Regions from separate parts of the Homo sapiens genome. Here region 2 is linked to region 1. Evidence: chromatin loops called from intact Hi-C (ENCODE). Cell type or tissue: lower leg skin. All regions are shown on one strand. Each heading gives the region's core, and the rest is flanking DNA. Links, peaks and the distances in the headings are about the cores only. Region 1 overlaps EXD3 (exonuclease 3'-5' domain containing 3). Region 2 overlaps TOR4A (torsin family 4 member A).

Region 1 (9,094 bases), core at 408-8,407:
GCCCCTCCCTGCCTCTTGCCCAGCTCGTGCCAGAGTGGCTGTGAGGTGGGCCTGGCCTGGGCCCTGCGACTGAGCAGCCAACGGGTCTATGAGCTCCTCTGCCCACCTAGGCGGCTCCGGGAGGGCTTCCTGCCTCCTGCCTGGCTGCAGAGCTGAGGGTGAGTGCTGAGTCCAAGTCCGCAGGACTCCAGCCACTCCTCCCAGGCCCCTCTGGACAGGCTGATGGCCACACCTGCCTGTGTCGTTGGACACCAAGGGAAGCCAGGTCCCCTTTGCTCCCAGGACCCCCTGCAAGGGCCGGGAAGATGCACTGAGGCCCCTTCCATGGGGCCCTTGAATCTCAGGAGGGTACAGGCTGGCACCTGGCCGGAAGTTTGAATTTTATCTGGATTTTGCAGTGTTTCTAGGTCCTCCTTCCTCCTTCCTCCTTCCTCCTTCCTCCTTCCTCCCTTTCTCCTTCCTCCATCCTCCCTTTCTCCTTCCTCCTTCCTCCTTCCTCCTTCCTCCTTCCTCCATCCTCCCTTCCTCCTTCCTCCTTTCTCCTTCCGCCCTTTCTCCTTCCTCCTTCCTCCATCCTCCCTTCCTCCTTCCTCCTTCCTCCTTCCTCCTTCCTCCATCCTCCTTCCTCCTTCCTCCTTCCTCCTTCCTCCATCCTCCTTCCTCCTTCCTCCTTCCTCCTTTCTCCTTCCTCCATCCTCCCTTCCTCCATCCTCCTTCCTCCTTCCTCCCTGCCTCAGGGCAGATGGTCGCCCGGCTCCCCGTGGCTGCGCTCTGGGCGTGGGGGGTGGGGCCCTGAAAGGTCGGCACCCCGCTGAGGACCAGCCAGCCCGTTAGCACCACTGGCTGCCGCACCCTGGGGGAAAAGGGCTCAGCCAGACTGTGGTGCCCTCCCCGGGGCCCCCTCAGGCTCTGGAGTGGAGTATGGAGGTGAGGCTGACGGAGGGTGTGGACGTGCGTGTGCCTCAGTCCCTGCCGCTCATGGGGCTTCAGTCACGGGACCCACAGTGAGCAGCCGGCTCTGTCCACGAGGGTTCCACGTGCCAGTGAGAGAAGGGCAGGGCACAAACGCAGATGCCAACGCCAAGAAGGAAACTCCCTGAGGAAAGACAGGGAGGCCCCAGAGGGAGGCCAGACGAAAGGGCCCGCCACACAAGTGCAAGGGAGACCCCGGGGCCGGCGGGACCCCCAGGCTGAGTGGGGTGGACCCCAGCAGAGGCCCAGGTGGTGAGGAGGGGGTGGGCTCCGGGGCAGAGGTGGAGGACGGTGAAGGGGCAGGCGCAGCCCCTCTGCCCGTCTCCAGCCCGCCCCAGAAGGAGGCCGTGGTGAGGCTGCCCTGAGCCCTCAGTGCTGAGCTGGCCTTTCCTTTCAGCGCTGTGTCCCAACGCGGCCATTCAGCAGCGCCTGGCGGCCCTGCGGCACCTGTGCCACAAGCGGTTTGTGGAGGTTCGTGAGCAGGAGGGGGTCCTGGGGGCAGCCAGCCGCGGCCTGAGCCACAGAGTTTGGCCTGGGATACTCACTGCGCACTGCAGGGTGCACAGACATATCAAGTAGGAGCTGCTTCTTGCCCCAGAGCTGGGTGAGCTGGGCCAGGCCTGGGTGAAGGGGAGGCCATGGGGCCCTGGCTCTGGGCTGTGGCACCAGGGCGGGTGAGCACCTGGGCTCTGCCAAGGATGTACCCTGCCAGGGGTCGAGGAAAACTCCCACCAGGCCCCGATACAGCCTCTGGAGCTGCCTGGCAACCGCCCCTTCCTGTTTGCCTTTGCAGAAGAGCCTGTCACAGGAGAACTGGACCGACCATGTGCAGGTGAGTTCGTGCCCTTGCCTGTAAGCCGGCAGGGCGGCCTGGGCGGCTGTCCTAGGGGCACAGGCCCGGAGCCTCCTGGTGGAAGTGCGCAGAGCTGAGGCCTTCGCTGGGGCTGCTGAGCCCAGACCCCATGTTGGGGCGTGTGGCTGGCAGGCGGGTGTAGGGTCCTCAGGCCCGGGAGGCCTGAGCGGGAGCCGAGGGCATCAGTAGAGCCTGACTGGGCCTCGTTCCAGGCAGACGGCAGCGTCCGTGCCACCCGAACCAACCCAGCGGAGCTGCCTGTGGGGCCGGGTGGGGGCTGAGAGTCACCAGAGAGGTGCAAGGCGCCTGGGCGAGGCCGGAAGGAGGAAGGCCAGGCCCCCCCAGCCCGGTGCCAGCGCAGAGCCGGCCGGAAGGGCAGCGGACGTCCTGAAGAATGCGGGCGGCTTCCACGTATTGTCGTCCACGTGGGAACCCACGCCGGGGAAGCAGCCTCAGGCTGCTGGGCCTGAAGCCAGCGGGGCAGGCGGACCCTCCTCGAGGCCGTGGGGTGGGAGGTCGTGCAGGAGCTCAGCCTGCTGGGCAGGTCCCCTCCCTTCCCGCCTGACACTCAAGGCCATCCTGGACCCATGGACTCCAGGACCTTGCGGGGAGGGAGACCCTCGCTTGTGCTGGGCCCTGCATTTCCCAGCGGGGGCTGAGGGTCCCGCAGGCCTGTAGGTGCCTCTGCTCCTGGGCTGGGCGCTGCCACGGTGGCTGCGGGGTGGGAGAGAGCTCACCCTGGTGAGGATGAGGTTTCTCAGGACCCCCTTGGTCATTGCCACCCAGAGGGCACCCCTCTGTCTGCTCCTGGGCCATGGGTGAATGGGTGCCCAATAGCCTCCTGAGCCCTGCCAGCCAAACCCCACATAATGAGGAGGAGGGGAAGGGGCAGAGGGGCTCCCCTGGCAAGAGGAGGAGCGTGGAGATGGGGCAGGCTGGGCAGGTGCTCCAGAAAACATGCCCGGGCTCCTGGGACCCGGGGTGGGGGCAGATGCCTGGTGAGAGCAGGAGGGCCGGCAGAGGCTTGGAGGCCGGGAAGGTCAGTGGAGGCTTGGAGGCCAGGAGGGCCAGTGGAGGCTTGGAGGCTGGAAAGGTCAGTGGAGGCTTGGAGGCCAGGAGGGCTGGTGGAGGCTTGGAGGCCAGGAAGGTCAGCAGAGGCTTGGAGGCCAGGAGGGCCGGTGGAGGCTTGGAGGCCGGGAAGGTCAGCGGAGGCTTGGAGGCCAGGAGGGGCCAGCTGGGGCTGAACTGAGGTGGGCAGCCTTCACCTCAGGCTTGGAGACCCGGAAGGCCAGCCGGGGCTACACTGGGGTGGACAGCCTTTGCCTCAGCACCTCTATCTCAGCCGCTTTGGTCCTGTGGAACCTTGACCTCAGGCAGGACAGATGCTGCAGGCCTCAGGTGGACGGCTGCCCCTCCTCCCCGAGTGCTCATAGCCAGTCTGCAAGGTCGGGGTCTACGGGGGTCCCTCGGGGCAGGGCCCTGTGGCACAGCAATGTCCCCATCTCCATCCTCACGGCCACCCTCCTCACAGGGCCTGGTGGGGCAGAGCCCGTGGCTTCAGGAGCAGCTGTCTCAGCTGCTGGTCTCCCACAGTGACCCAGTCACGGCCGCCCAGTGTGCCATGGAACTCTTGCTGCCCGAGGAGCGGCTGCCGGCTGCGGTGGCTGTGGAACTCCGCCGGTTCAGGCTCCAGGGGAGGTGAGCGCCGCCAGGGTGACCCCAGCCAGGGGTGGGTTCCGCCCAGGGTGGCCCCTACCCTTGGGACGACAGCTCACCAGTCTTCACGCCAGTGGCTTGAGAATTAGAAATCAAGACAAAACAAAGAGCGCAGCTATACACAGAGCAGACAAGACAGCAGGGCCCAGCCCTCCTCCTCTGCTGCCAGATCCATGGCCAGCCCGACCCATGAGGGACCCTGGGGGGACAGTCACCAGGGCCACTGGGAGGAGAGGCAGGAGCAAGGGTCACGCTGGGCTGGACTGAGCCGGTGTGGGAGGAGGAGCCAGGACCTGAGATGCCCCCACCAAACAGGCCCTGAATGCTCCCCTCCTGCTCCGAGGTCAGAGTGGGTGGGGGACCAGGGACATGGGGGCGCTACCAGCTCTGCTCCTCCCAGGGCGACTGAGGCTGACTCGAGGCTGGAGGTGAAGGACATGAAGGACCGTTACTACCAGCTGCCCATCCCCAGGGAGAACGTCCACCTCCTGGCCTCGTGGGAAGACCTGACCAGACACGAGGGTGCACTCCTGCAGGTGGTTCCCTCGGCCGCTGGGGCAGCGCCCGGTGGTGGGATCCCCCTGCCAGGCACTGGAGGAGCATCAGGGGCATGGCATTCGGAGAGAGGCAAGGCCTCTGGGCATGAGCCCGCCAGGTGCCCCAGGGCTGCTGTGAGGGCAGCCGTTCCCCACACTGTGCTGCTGAGACTCCAGGATGCTGGCTGCTGGCATTTACCCAGTGCTGCCAGCCTGTGGAAGGTGCCGTGGAATCCCCATTTTACAGATGGTGCCCGAGACGTGGGGTGCCTCCCTGACACGGGCACTGCCGTGGGCACCAGGCCAGGCTCTTGCTCACAACAGCCAGGCCTCCCTCTCTGGTGCAGCCACAGAAAGCAGGGGGCAGCTGGAGCACAGGCCTTAGTGCCCCCAACAGCCCCAGCCCTATAAACATGCAGGGGTGCAGGGGCGTCTCCCCGAAGCCCAAGCTCACAGAGCTGCTCAGGACCTCCAGGCTGTGGTCCCTGCAGAGCCAAGTTGGCCCTGATGATCACATCTGCCCCTCTCTGCCCGCAGTGCCACCAAGTGGTTGGTGTAGACGTGGAGTGGACACCTGTGTTTGTTGCTGGGGGCCGGCCTCGGCCGTCACTCCTGCAGGTGGCCGTGGAGGGCCACGTGTTCCTTCTGGACGTCCTGGCACTCTCGCAGCCACCAACAGGGCAGGGAGCCCAGGCCTTTTCCCGGCTGGTGGCCCAGCTCCTCTCGGACCCCTCTATCACCAAGCTGGGTGAGTGAAGCCCTGGGGCCCCCTGCCCAGTCCAGAAAGAAAGCAGCCCGCACCCCTGCCTGACCCTTCCCTCCGTGTGCCCCGGGGAGGGTGCTGGGTGCACCCTGGGGTCAGGGGACAGTGCGGTCCCTGCCTGCAGGCGCCCCTCCCACGATGGTTCCTGCCCACAGGCTACGGGATGGTGGGGGACCTGCAAAAACTGGGCACGTCCTGCCCCGCCCTGGCCCATGTGGAGAAGCAGATTCTGGGCGGCATGGACCTGCTGCTGGTGCACAGACAGGTGGGCACCCACTGAGCCGCTCACAAGATGCCGGGTGGGCCTGGGGTTCGAGGGCTGCTTGGGGCCCCTCCACACCTTCCCAGCGGCCCTGGGCTTCTCCCGCCGGATTCCTGTCAGCACAGCCTCAGTCACCAGGGCCCCAGAGCAGAGCCTGGCAGAGCTGGATCTGGCATCTCCAGGGAGGGAGCAGGGCCTCCTGGTGCAGGCATCCCTGAGCCCCTGTGGGGCCGTTATCTGGTGTGAGGGCACCTTCCCCCAGACCTGAGCCCTGGGTTCCACTTGGAGGAGCTGCGGGAGGGAGCCCCTGGGGCTCTATCTAGCCCCCTCCCCGTGATCCCCACCCCTCTCTATCTAGCCCCCTCCTTGTGATCCCCACCCCTCTCTATCTAGAACCCTCCCCGTGATCCCCACCCCTCTCTATCTAGAACCCTCCCCGTGATCCCCACCCCTCTCTATCTAGCACCTTCCCCGTGATCCCCACCCCTCTCTATCTAGAACCTTCCCCGTGATCCCCACCCCTCTCTATCTAGAACCTTCCCCGTGATCCCCACCCCTCTCTATCTAGCCCCCTCCCCGTGATCCCCACCCCTCTCTATCTAGAACCTTCCCCGTGATCCCCACCCCTCTCTATCTAACCCCTCCCCGTGATCCCCACCCCTCTCTATCTAGCACCTTCCCCGTGATCCCCATCCCTCTCTATCTAGAACCTTCCCCGTGATCCCCACCCCTCTCTATCTAGCTCTCTCCCCGTAATCCCCACCCCTCTCTATCTAGCACCTTCCCCGTGATCCCCATCCCTCTCTATCTAGAACCTTCCCCGTGATCCCCACCCCTCTCTATCTAGAACCTTCCCCGTGATCCCCATCCCTCTCTATCTAGAACCTTCCCCGTGATCCCCACCCCTCTCTATCTAGAACCCTCCCCGTGATCCCCACCCCTCTCTATCTAGCCCCTCCTCGTGATCCCCACCCCTCTCTATCTAGAACCTTCCCCGTGATCCCCACCCCTCTCTATCTAGCACCTTCCCCGTGATCCCCACCCCTCTCTGGGCACACACGCCACCCCAGACACACACGTGGAGCGCCCCTAGCATGAGCACTAGAGCCCCCCGGGGGTGGTTTCGCTGCATTTTGTCTGCGTTTCTGCTGTTTTATGCACGGCACACCCAGTGCTCCTCTTCTGAAGATAAAACAGAGACAGAGAGCTGGCCACACAGACTCAGGGCCCGGGCTCTCTGAGGCTGTGAGGGGCTGGGCGGGGTTACCGTGGGACTGCTGACCAGGGCCCCCGGAGCTGGCCCTGGTGTGCAGTGCCTGCAGCCTGGGACCCCCACGTGGAGCCTCTCCTCGGATGTGTCCGCTCCTTCTCCCCGTCTCTGCTGTGGGGGCCGCTGGTGGAGGGGGCGGGGCCTCCTCCAGAGCCCCCGCAGGGCTGGTGTGAGTGGGCACGGTGACTGTGCTGCCGCCAGGGCCAGACGCGTTACCCTGCAGGGCACTGTCTTAGCAGATGCGGGTGGCGAGCGTGCCAGCCCCAGCCGTGGACAGGGCCAGGGAGCTGAGGGGCCTGAGCCTCCTGGTGCAGCAGGTGCTGGGCACAGCCCTGGACAAGACGCAGCAGCTGTCCAACTGGGACCGGAGGCCGCTCTGCGAGGAGCAGGTCATCTACGCAGGTGTGCGGTGCGGCGGGTGGGAGTGACCCCTCCTCACGCCCCTCCCGCCCTCTGTCCCGGGAGGCTGAGGCCGACTCCCCACACAGCTGCCGACGCCTACTGCCTGCTGGAGGTGCACCAAGCCCTGTGCAGAGAGCCCGCCCGCTTCCACCTGTCGGAGGACCTGGCTGGGAGCCGGAGGCCCAGGCACAGAGAGAGACCAGGGGCACGGAAGCCACCCGGCCTGCAGAAAGCGTCAGCACCGGCCGCACCCAGGCAGGTGGGTGAAGCCCCGCAGGGTCCGTTTGTCAGCATTCTTGGGGAAGGAGATCCCTGTCCATAAACCAAGGACCTGCATGGAGACAAGGCCACTGGGTCAGAGCGTGTGGAGGGGGCCCAGCTCCTGGAGCGAGAGGGGAGCAAAGTCCTGGTGAACCTCCTGCATGACTGTCACGGGGGCTGCGCTTGCCTGGGGGGTCACTGCTCAGGAGGCAGCCGTGCCCCTGAGTGCCCCAGTCCCCTCCTGATACTTGGCCTGGCAGGCCCCTCCCATGGCCCAAGGCAGCATCTAGCCCCCTCCCCGTGATCCCCACCCCTCTCTATCTAGCCCCCTCCCCCTCCCCTCTCTATCTAACCCCTCCCCGTGATCCCCACCCCTCTCTATCTAGCCCCCTCCTTGTGATCCCCACCCCTCTCTATCTAACCCCTCCCCGTGATCCCCACCCCTCTCTATCTAGCCCCCTCCCCATGATCCCCACCCCTCTCTGTCTAACCCCCTCCTTGTGATCCTCACCCCTCTCTATCTAGCACCTTCCTCGTGATCCCCACCCCTCTCTATCTAACCCCCTCCTTGTGATCCCCACCCCTCTCTATCTAGCCCCCTCCCCGTGATCCCCACCCCTCTCTGGGCACACACGCCACCCCAGACACACACGTGGAGCCCCCCCAGCATGAGCACTAGAGCCCCCCAGGGGTGGTTTCACTGCATTTTGTCTGCGTTTCTGCTGTTTTATGCACAGCACACACAGTTTTATCTTTTGAAGATAAAACAGAGACAGAGTGCTGGCCACACAGCCTCAGGGCCCTGGCTCTCTGAGGCTGTGAGGGGCTGGGGGGTGACCGTGGGACTGCTGACCAGGGCCTCACTGCAGGTCCCTGTGGCTGTGGCTGTGTCTGAGGGCGCTGCCCCTCAGATTCCGGCCAGGGCCTTCCGTGTGGTGTGTGACAACATGCTGCAGGGGCTGGCACGGAGCCTCCGCTGTCTCGGTGTGGATGCACGCATGCTGGGCAATGGTGAAGACCACCGCAGGGCGGCCGAGGTGAGTTTGCGGGGAGGGTCTTGGGGTCCTCCCAAGGTGCAGCTGCCCCTAGCACAGGTGTGCCCACCCCTAGCATCAAACTCCTCCCTCCAGCTCATCCATGGCTGCCAGCTGTGCCAGGCAGGCTCTGGGAACAGGACGGGGTGGCCAAGGATGGAGCGGTTGGGGGCCAAGTGGCTGAGATGGTCCCAGCCTCAGCCCTCATTGTCCCACAAAAGGAATTTACAGATGTAATTGACACTATTAATCAGTTGAACTTAAAATAGAGAGTCTATCTTATTTGGGTGGGCCCAGTGTAATCACATGAGCCCTTAAAAGCAGAAATGGGGCCGGACGCAGTGGCTCATGCCTATAATCCCAGCACCTTGGGAGGCCGAGGTGGGTGGATCACTTGAGGCCAGGAGTTGGAGACCAGCCTGACCAATATGGTGAAACCCCGTCTGTACCAAAAATAGAAAAATTAGCCAGGCGTAGTGGCGGGCGCCTGTAATCCCAACTACTCAGGAGGCTGAGACACGAGAATCGCTTAAACACCGGAGGCAGAGGTTACAGTGAGCTGAGATCACGCCACTGCACTCCAGCCTGGCTGACAGAGCAAGACTCCATCTTAAAAAAAAAAGAAAAAAAGCAGGAATGGAACACAGAAGACAGAGAGATTCAAAGCACAGGAAGGATTCAGTGTCCCATTGTTGGCTTGAAGATGGAGGACGCCGCACAAGGAAACCTCAGTCCAACAGCCACAAGCAGCCAGATTCTGCCAACACCTGACCAAGCCCAGAAGCAGGTTCTTCCCCGGAGTCTCCTAAGAGGAGCCTGCCGTCGCGAACACTGTGATTTCAGCCATGAGACCCTGAGCAGAGAACCTGGTTGAGTCCACCGGACTTCTGGACTTCCACAGAACTATGTTGTAAGCTGCTAAGCTTTTAGTAAATTGTGACAGCAGCATTAGAAAAATGACATGGAGGCTGGGTGCTCACGCCTGTAATCCCTGCACTCTGGGAGGCCGAGGCGGGTGGATCACA
Region 2 (9,094 bases), core at 834-8,833, 66 kb after region 1:
GCTCGAGCCCAGCTGTTTGAGATCAGCGTGGCAACATAGTGAGACCTCGTCTCTAAAAAAATTTTTTAAACCTGGCCAGACGTGGCACACGCCTGTGGTCCCATCCACTTTGGAGGCTGAGGTGGTAGGATGGCTTGAGCCCAGGAGGTTTAGGCTGCAGTGAGCCATGATTGCACCCCTGCACTCCAGTCTGGGCAACAGAGAGAGACCCTGTCTCAAAAAATATATATGTGGGGACCGGTGCGGTGGCTCACGCCTGTAATCCCAGTACTGAGGGAGGCCAAGGTGGGTGGGTCACCTGAGGTCAGGCATTCAAGACCAGCCTGGCCAACATGGAGAAACACTCTCTACTAAAAATACAACAATTAGCTGGTATGGTGGCGCATGCCTGTAATCCCAGCTATTCGGGAGGCTGAGGCAGGAGAATCGCTTGAACCCAAGAGGCGGAGCTTGCAGTGAGCCGAGGTCACGCCACTGAACTCCAGCCTGGGTGACAGAGTGAGACCCTGAAAAAAAAATAAAAAAATAAAAATGAAACCCACTAACTAGGTTTTGTTAAAGATTTACAGGAGCAAGGGCCGGGCATGGTGGCTCACGCCTGTAATCCCAGCACTTTGGGAGGCCAAGGTGGGCACATCATGAGGTCAGGAGATCGAGACCATCCCGGCTAACATGGTGAAACCCTGACTCTACAAAAAATACAAAAAAAAAATTAGCCGGGCATGGTGGCAGGCGCCTGTAGTCCCAGCTACTTGGGAGGCTGAGGCAGGAAAATGGCGTGAACCTGGGAGGCGGAGGTTGCAGTGAGCCAAGATTGCACCACTGCACTCCAGCCTGGGCGACAGAGCGAGACTCCATCTCAAAAAAAAAAAAAAAGATTTACAGGAGCACTGTGACCTGACCAAGGACAGAGAAGTGGCCACAGCCTCCTCAGACCCTCGCTGGCACCCAGATGTGTGTGGTCCTCGGTCCCTCCCACCCTCGCTGGCACCCAGATGTGTGTGGTCCTCGGTCCCCTCCTGATCCCAAGCCCTGCACATAGTTTCTCCACATCCCCCATCCCATGAAAACCCTCCTGCCAGCATGGAAAATGTAAGATACTGGTTCAGGACACTAGGTCTCCAGGTCTCCATCTTCTCGGTTTGCTGGCTCTCCAATTTCTTTTTTTTTTCTTTTTTTTTTTTTTTAATTTATTTTTTTATTGATAATTCTTGGGTGTTTCTCACAGAGGGGGATTTGGCAGGGTCATGGGACAATAGTGGAGGGAAGGTCAGCAGATAAACAAGTGAACAAAGGTCTCTGGTTTTCCTAGGCAGAGGACTCTGCGGCCTTCCGCAGTGTTTGTGTCCCTGATTACTTGAGATTAGGGATGGGTGATGACTCTTAACGAGCATGCTGCCTTCAAGCATCTGTTTAACAAAGCACATCTTGCACCGCCCTTAATCCATTTAACCCTGAGTGGACACAGCACATGTTTCAGAGAGCACAGGGTTGGGGGTAAGGTCACAGATCAACAGGATCCCAAGGCAGAGGAATTTTTCTTAGTGCAGAACAAAATGAAAAGTCTCCCATGTCTACTTCTTTCTACACAGACACGGCAACCATCCGATTTCTCAATCTTTTCCCCACCTTTCCCGCCTTTCCATTCCACAAAGCCGCCATTGTCATCCTGGCCCGTTCTCAATGAGCTGTTAGGCACACCTCCCAGACGGGGTGGTGGCCGGGCAGAGGGGCTCCTCACTTCCCAGTAGGGGCGGCCGGGCAGAGGCGCCCCTCACCTCCCGGACGGGGCGGCTGGCCGGGCAGGGGGGCTGACCCCCCCCACCTCCCTCCCGGACGGGGCGGCTGGCCGGGCAGAGGGGCTCCTCACTTCCCAGTAGGGGCGGCCGGGCAGAGGCGCCCCTCACCTCCCGGACGGGGCGGCTGGCCGGGCGGGGGGCCGACCCCCCCACCTCCCTCCCGGACGGGGCGGCTGGCCGGGCAGAGGGGCTCCTCACTTCCCAGTAGGGGCGGCCGGGCAGAGGCGCTTTTTCTTTCCTTTTCTATTTTTTTATTATTTTATTTTATTTTATTTTTTGAGAGTGAATCTCATTCTGTCGCCCAGGCTGGAGTGCAGTGGCGCGATCTCGGCTCACTGCAAGCTCCGCCTCCCGGATTCACACCATTCTCCTGCCTCAGCCTCCCAAGTAGCTGGGACTACAGGCACCTGCCACCAGGCCTGGCTAATTTTTTGTATTTTTAGTAGAGATGGGGCTTCACCATGTTAGCCAGGTTGGTCTTGATCTCCTGACCTCGTGATCTGCCCGCCTCGGCCTCCCAAAGTGCTGGGATTACAGGCGTGAGCCACCGTGCCTGGCCCAAATATTCTCTTCTTGTAAGGACACCAGTCACATTGCATCCTGATCCACAGTACTCATTTCAGCCTTAAAAAGGAATGGGCGGCTGGGCGCCGTGGCTCACACCTGTAATCCCAGCACTTTGGGAGGTCAAGGTGGGTGGATCATTTGAGCTCAGGAGTTCGAGACCAGCCTGGGCAATGTGGCAAAGCCCCATTTCTATAAAAAATACAAAAATTAAGCAAGCATGGTGGTGCACACCTGTGGCCCCAGCTGCTTGGGATGCTGAGCTGGGAGGATCACTTGAGCCCAGGAGTGCAAGGCTGCAGTGAGCTATGACTCTACCACTGTACTCTAGCCTGGGTGACAGAGTAAGACCCTGTCTCAAAAAAATAAAAATTTTAAAAAAAGAAAAGAGGCTGGGCTCGGTGGCTTACACCTGTAATCCCAGCACTTTGGGAGGCCGACACAGGTGGATCACCTGAGGTCAAGAGTTGGAGACCAGCCTGGGCAACATGATGAAACCCTGTCTCTACTAAAACTACAAAAGTTAGCCAGGTAAGCTACTCGGGAGGCTGAAGCAGAAGCATCACTTGAACCCGGGAGGCAGAGGTTGCAGTGAGCCGAGATCACGCCACTGCACTCCAGTCTGGGCAACAAGAGCGAAACTCCGTCTTGAAAAAAAAAATAAGAAAAACTACGACGCTCTACGCTCATCCTCAGAGGCAGAAGGGCAGAAATCACCAGCTCACACCCCCGGGCAATGGCCACGTGCTGGAGCGCCTTCCATCCCCGTTCCCTTTCCAGCCTCCAGAAACTCCACGAGGTCCTGGACATGAGTCTGCATCTCTTGGGAGGTGCTGAGTGGGTGTCTCTCCCTGAGCTGCACTGACACCTGCTGGAGGCTCTGACGGCCTCAGTCCACGAAGGCCCATGGCAGGGACTGCTCCTTGTAGCTCATCCATCACCAGCTCCACACAGTCAAAGACCTTCTCCTGGGTCAGGTGCAGTGGCTCACGCCTGTAATCTCAGCACTTTGGGAGGCCAAGGCAGGCGGATCACCTGAGGTCAGGAGTTCAAGACCAGCCTGACCAACATGGTGAAACCCCATCTCTACTAAAAATACAAAGTTAGCCAGGTGTGGTGGCACATGCTGCAATCTCAGCTACTTGGAAGGCTGAGACAGGAGAATAGTGTGAACTCAGAAGGCGGTTACAGTGAGCCGAGATCGCACCACTGCACTCCAGCCTGGGCGACAGAGCGAGACTCCGTCTCAAAAAAAAAAAAAAAAAGAACACAGTCTGGGCCAGGTGTGGTGGCTCAAGCCTGTAGTCCCAGCACTTTGAGAAGCCAAAGCAGGAGGATCCCTTGAGCCCAGGAGTTTGAGACTAGCTTGGGCAACATAGTGAAACCTCATCTGTACAAAAAATGAACAAAATTAGCTGGGCGTGGTGACATGCACCTGTAGTCCCAGCTACTCGGGAGGCTGAGGCAGGAGGATTGCTTGAGCCTGTTGCTATGTGCTTGAGCAATGTGCTATGATCATGCCATTACACTCCAGCCTGGGCAACCGAGTGAAACTCTGTCTGGAAAAAAAAAAGTATACTGTAGTTTCACTTCAACTTCAGAAATTCTGACTTTGGTTGATCCTCTGAACATGTAATCGCAGACACTCAACCTGATAGTGCAACAAAAACTGATCCCAAGCCTGAGGCTCTGAAGAAACCTCTGCTATGGATTCCTTCATCTCAACCACAGGTATTGCCAGAAACAAATCTGATGCTTTTTCTTTTGGGTATTCAAAACATTTTTGTAGATTTTCATTGCTTTCCATTCTGTCTACAAAATGTTTCAAATCTTCAGAAAGAGAAGATACATTGGCTTTAAAACTTTCAAGGTGAAGCCAGGTGCGGTGGCTCACGCCTGTAATCCCAGCACTTTGAGAGGCCGAGGCAAGAGGATTGCTTGATCTCAGGAGTTCGAGACCAGCCTGGCCAACATATAGTGAAACCCCGTCTCTACTAAAAAAATACAAAAATTAGGCCGGGTGCAGTGGCTCACACCTGTAATCCCAGCACTTTGGGAGGCCAAGGTGGTGGATCACCTGAGATCAGGAGTTTGAGACCAGCCTGGCCAACATGGAGAAATCCTGTCTCTACTAAAACTACAAAAATTAGCTGGGCGTGGTGGCACATGCCTGTAATCCCAGCTACTCAGGAGGCTGAGGCAGGAGAATTGCCTGAACCCAGGAGGCAGAGGTTGCCGTGATCTGAGATTGCACCACTGCACTCCAACCTGGGAAACAGATTGAGATTCATCTCTCAAAAAAAATTTAAAAAAAAAACTTTCAAGATGGAAAACAATTTTTTATATATAATAAAGAATTGAAAGACAAAAAAAAAAAGAACCAAATGGAAATGGAAAGTTTGGAGTTAAAAAGCACAAAAACTGAAATGAGAAATCCACTAAAGAGGTTGAGCAACAGATTTTTTTTTTTTTTTTTTGAGATAAGTCTCGCTCTGTCTCCCAGGCTGGAGTGCAATGGCTCAATCTCGGCTCACTGCAACCTCTGCCTCCTGGATTCAAGTGATTCTCCTGCCTCAGCCTCCCGGGCAGCTGGAATTGTATGTGCTCGCCATGCAATTTGAGACTAGATCAATAGAAACTACCCAATGTGGGGCCGGACACGGTGGCTCATGCCTGTAATCCCAGCACTTTGGGAGGCCGAGGAGGGCGGATCATGAGGTCAGGAGATCGAGACCATCCTGGCTAACATGGTGAAACCCCGTCTCTACTAAAAAAATGCAAAAAAAAAAATTAGCCAGTCATGGTGGCAGGCGCCTGTAATCCCAGCTACTAAGGAGGCTGAGGCAGAATGGCGAGAACCCGGGAGGCGGAGCTTGCAGTGAGCCAAGATTGCGCCACTGCACTTCCAGCCTGGATGACAGAGCAAGACTCCATCTCAAAAAAAAAAAATGCAAAAAACTAGCCAGGCGTGGTGATGGGCGCCTGTAGTCCCAGCTACTTGGGAGGCTGAGGCAGGAGAATGGCATGAACCCAGGAGGCGGAGCTTGCAGTGAGCAGAGATCGCGCCACTGCACTCCAGCCTGGGCAACAGAGCGAGACTCTGTCTCAAAAAAAAAAAAAAAAACAAAAATTACCAGGACATGGTGGCACACGCCTCTGGTCCCAGCTACTCAGGAGGCCAAGGCAGGAGAATCGCTTGAACCTGGGAGTTTAAGGCTGCAGTGAGCCAAGATTGCACCACTAGCTGAGATTGCACCACTGCCCTCCAGCCTAGGTGACAGAGTGAGACCCTGTCTCAAACAAACAAACCAAAAAAAAAAAAAAAAGCTTTATTTCAAAAAGTTTGCCTAGGGCCAGGCATGGTGGCTCACGCCTGTAATCCCAGCACTTTGGGAGGTCTAGGCTGGAGGATCACTGTAAGTGGGGAGTTTGAGACCAGCCTGTCCAATATGGTATAACCCTGTCTCTACTAAAAATACAAAAATTAGCTGAGCATGTTGGTGCGTGCCTGCAATCCCAGCTACTCGGGAGACTGAGGCAGGAGAATTGCTTGAACCCAGGAGGTGGAAGTTGCAATGAGCCGAGATCATCGCACCATTGCACTCCAGCCTAGACAACAAGAGTGAAACTCCGTCTCAAAACAAAACAAAACAAAAAATTAGCTGGGCATGGTGGCACACACCTGTAGTCCCAGGTACTAGGGAGGCTACAGCAGGAGAATCCCTTGAACCCAGGAGGCAGAGGTTGCAGTGAGCCAAGATCGAGCCACTGCACTCCAGCCTGGGCGATAGAGCAAGACTGTCTCAAAAAAAAAAAATCAATAAAATTAGACAATTTAGATGAAATGGACAAATTCCTAGAAGTTCCAAGAAAGACACAAATTACCAAAACTGACTCAGGGACTTTGCAGATGTAGGTAAGTGTGGACCTTGGATGGGAAGATAATCCGTTATTACCCAGGTGGACACATTTACTTATTTATTTTATCTTTTTTGAGACATAGTCTCACTCTGTCGTCCAGGCTGGAGTGCAGTCGCAGGGTCTTGGCTCACTGCAAGCTCCACCTCCTGGATTCAAGCGATTCTCCTACCTCAGCCCCCCAAGTAGCTGGGATGACAGGAACTCGACACCACATCCGACTGATTTTTGTATTTTTAGTAGAGACAGGGTTCCACCATGTTGGCCAGGCTGGTCTTGAACTCCTGACCTCAGGTGATCTGCCCGCCTTGGCCTCCCAAAGTGCTGGGATTATAGGCGTGAGCCACTGCGCCTGGCCCAGGTGGACACATCTAGTCACATGGGTCTTTAAAAGCAGAAAACTCTTCCTGGCTGTGGTCGGAAGGATGCAGTGTTGCTGACCTTGAAAAATGCAGAGAATGGCCAGGCGCGGCGGCTCACGCCTGGAATCCCAGCACTTTGGAAGGCCGAGGTGGGAGAATCGCTTGAGCCCAGGAGGTCGAGGCTGTAGTGAGCCACAATCACGCCATTGCATTCCAGCCTGAATGACAGAGAGAACCTGTCTCTATTAAAAGAAAAGAGAAGCCAGGCACGTTGGCTCACAACTGTAATGCCAGCATTTTGGGAGGCTGAGATGGGTAGATCACCTGAGGTCAGGAGTTCGAGACCAGCCTGGCCAACATAGTGAAACTGAGTCCCTACTAAAAATACAAAAATTAGCTGGGTGTGGTGGTGGGCGTCTGTAATTCCAGCTACTCAGGAGGCTGAGGCAGGAGAATTACTTGAACCCAGGAGGTGGAGGCTGCAGTGAGTGGAGATCACACCACTGCACTCCAGCCTGGGTGACAGAGCGAGACCTTGTCTCAAAAAAAAAAAAAAAAGTCATTATGATGTGCACACACAGATCACGAGGGTTACTACGTAATGACACATGGCAGATGTCAAAGAATAACTCAGAGACAACTGCACAGAAACAGTTTCTGCACATATGAGGGAGAGCAGCTATGACATTTGGGATCATCTGGTTAGCTGGCAACTTCCCGCATGTCCAGCCTGGGTCATCTGCCCTCAGCACCTGTCCAGGGCAATTAAAGAAAATACTTTAGTTATTTATGGATTTCCTGGAAAGCCCGGATGTTTGAGCTGCAGACTGCATGTGAGCCCCAATCCTTCCATCAGCCTCCAGGTCCACACCACTTCCCCATTCAGAAGTTTCTCAAAACAAAACAAAAAACAAAACTCTCGATCAGCATGTCCTATTAAATAGAAGCTTAGAGAGAAATGGATAAATCTACCATAAATCTACAATTAGGGAAAGATTTCAGCATCCTCCTCAATTATTAACAGACCAGACAGACAAGAAACAAACCAAACAGTAGGTCGTCAGATTTGAACCACACAATTTATTAACAAGCATGATTTGTGGCCTCGTTTATTACCAGCCCCCACCCCAGCACTTGGTGCACATTCTCCTTAAGCGCAGAATTTGGCCTCAAGGTAATATTTTAGGAATAAATAAAAAGAGGCCGGGCACGGTGGCTCACACCTGTAATCCCAGCACTTTGGGAGGCCGAGGTGGGCGGATCACGAGGTCAGGAGTTCGTGACTAGCCTGGCCAACATAGTGAATCACCGTCTCTACCAACAATACAAAAAAATTACCCGGGCGTGATGGCGGGCGCCTGTAATCCCAGCTACTCGGGAGGCTGAGGCAGGAGAATCGCTTGAACCCAGGAGGCAGAGGTTGCAGTGAACCGAGATCGTGTCATTGCACTCCAGCCTGGGCAACAAGAGCAAAACTCTGTGTCAAAAAAAAAAGAAAGAAAGAAAGAAAGAGATAAAATTTCCCCTTAGGTCTGGACCTTTTGATACAAGCCGATGCTCAGCGGGTGTTGTTGACTGACAGGTGGATGAATGGCCCACGCTTGCCGGCAGGTGACACCTCCAGGTGGGTGCTCTGTGGGAAGGGGAGCTGACAGTCCTGGGGGTCCTGCCTGGGGAGCAGTGGGCACCCCAACATTCACCCATGCAGGGACTGGCAAACACACCCCCACTCTGCAGCTCTCTCTGTTACCACCTTGAAGCCAACACGAAGGCCAGACCAGAGCTGGGTGTCCCTCTGTGTGGGCTCCTGGGACAGATACTCGCCTGGGAGAGGTGGGGCTCCTTCTCCCAGCTCCTTCCCCTAGCCCTGGGGTTGGGGTGGACAGAGCTGGGCTGAACTCAGCCCTGGTTCCCAGCGCTGGCTAGCCGGTCCTGCACAGCCCCAGGAGGCAAAGGTTTCCTGGTAGCCCCCACCCCCACCCCGTGGAGCCGGACCCCTCCCCAAGACTCCAGGAGCAGCGGGAGTCCTCAGGACCCTCTGGGCAGGACGGGGCAGCCCTCTCGCTAGCGCTCCCGCCCTGGGCCCAGGACCTGCGCGCCGAGCTCGAGCTCCGCGGAGCCGCTGCCATCCGCCCAGAGATCCCAGACTTTCAAGCGGCCTGAATCCCCGTCTCCACTAGACGGCCCTCGCCCCCGACCACAGACACCAACCACCAGGGCGAGAATGGATGCGAGGCGGGGGAGAGAACAGGACACCCTCCGGGAAGCCGCAGGACCTCTGCTCAGGGAACTAGCGGGGCCCCTCCGGGGACACCGGCGCTGGTGGGCGCGGTCTCCGGGCTGAGTTCAGGCCTCGGGGCCGGAGGAGTCCCACTTGCCAGGGGCGCCCGCCGTGTGCGCTCGACTCGGGGCTTCCGGCGCGGCCCCGCCTCCACCTTCGCGGTGCCCCCA

The links. Peaks named below come from ENCODE experiments on the same cell type or tissue, not always from the same donor. Only the 100,000 strongest peaks of a DNase experiment are listed, where the experiment ranks them.
Region 2: a loop joins it to region 1, with 13 times the contacts of the local background. A loop is called at or near these places in 2 of 110 quality-filtered maps.

What each region holds. Positions count from the first base shown.
Region 1 is chr9:137,347,049-137,356,142 of GRCh38, reverse strand. EXD3 (exonuclease 3'-5' domain containing 3) reads left to right here. Exons shown (of 22, transcript NM_017820.5): 9 at 1,370-1,443; 10 at 1,766-1,804; 11 at 3,357-3,523; 12 at 3,942-4,077; 13 at 4,615-4,825; 14 at 4,996-5,105; 15 at 6,612-6,774; 16 at 6,861-7,033; 17 at 7,905-8,072. Among named protein-coding and RNA genes, the nearest start is that of NRARP, 49 kb to the right of the region's middle. RefSeq lists enhancers at 4,151-4,659, 4,660-5,169. In lower leg skin, for the core only: no CTCF peak of the experiment used is centred there; DNase peaks (open chromatin) are centred at 4,026, 5,222, 6,312 and 6,572.
Region 2 is chr9:137,281,251-137,290,344 of GRCh38, reverse strand. It overlaps TOR4A (torsin family 4 member A), which reads right to left. Exons shown (of 2, transcript NM_017723.3): 2 at 7,704-9,094. Among named protein-coding and RNA genes, the nearest start is that of TOR4A, 8.1 kb to the right of the region's middle. RefSeq lists an enhancer at 3,126-3,175 and a silencer at 3,476-3,575. In lower leg skin, for the core only: no CTCF peak of the experiment used is centred there; no DNase peak of the experiment used is centred there.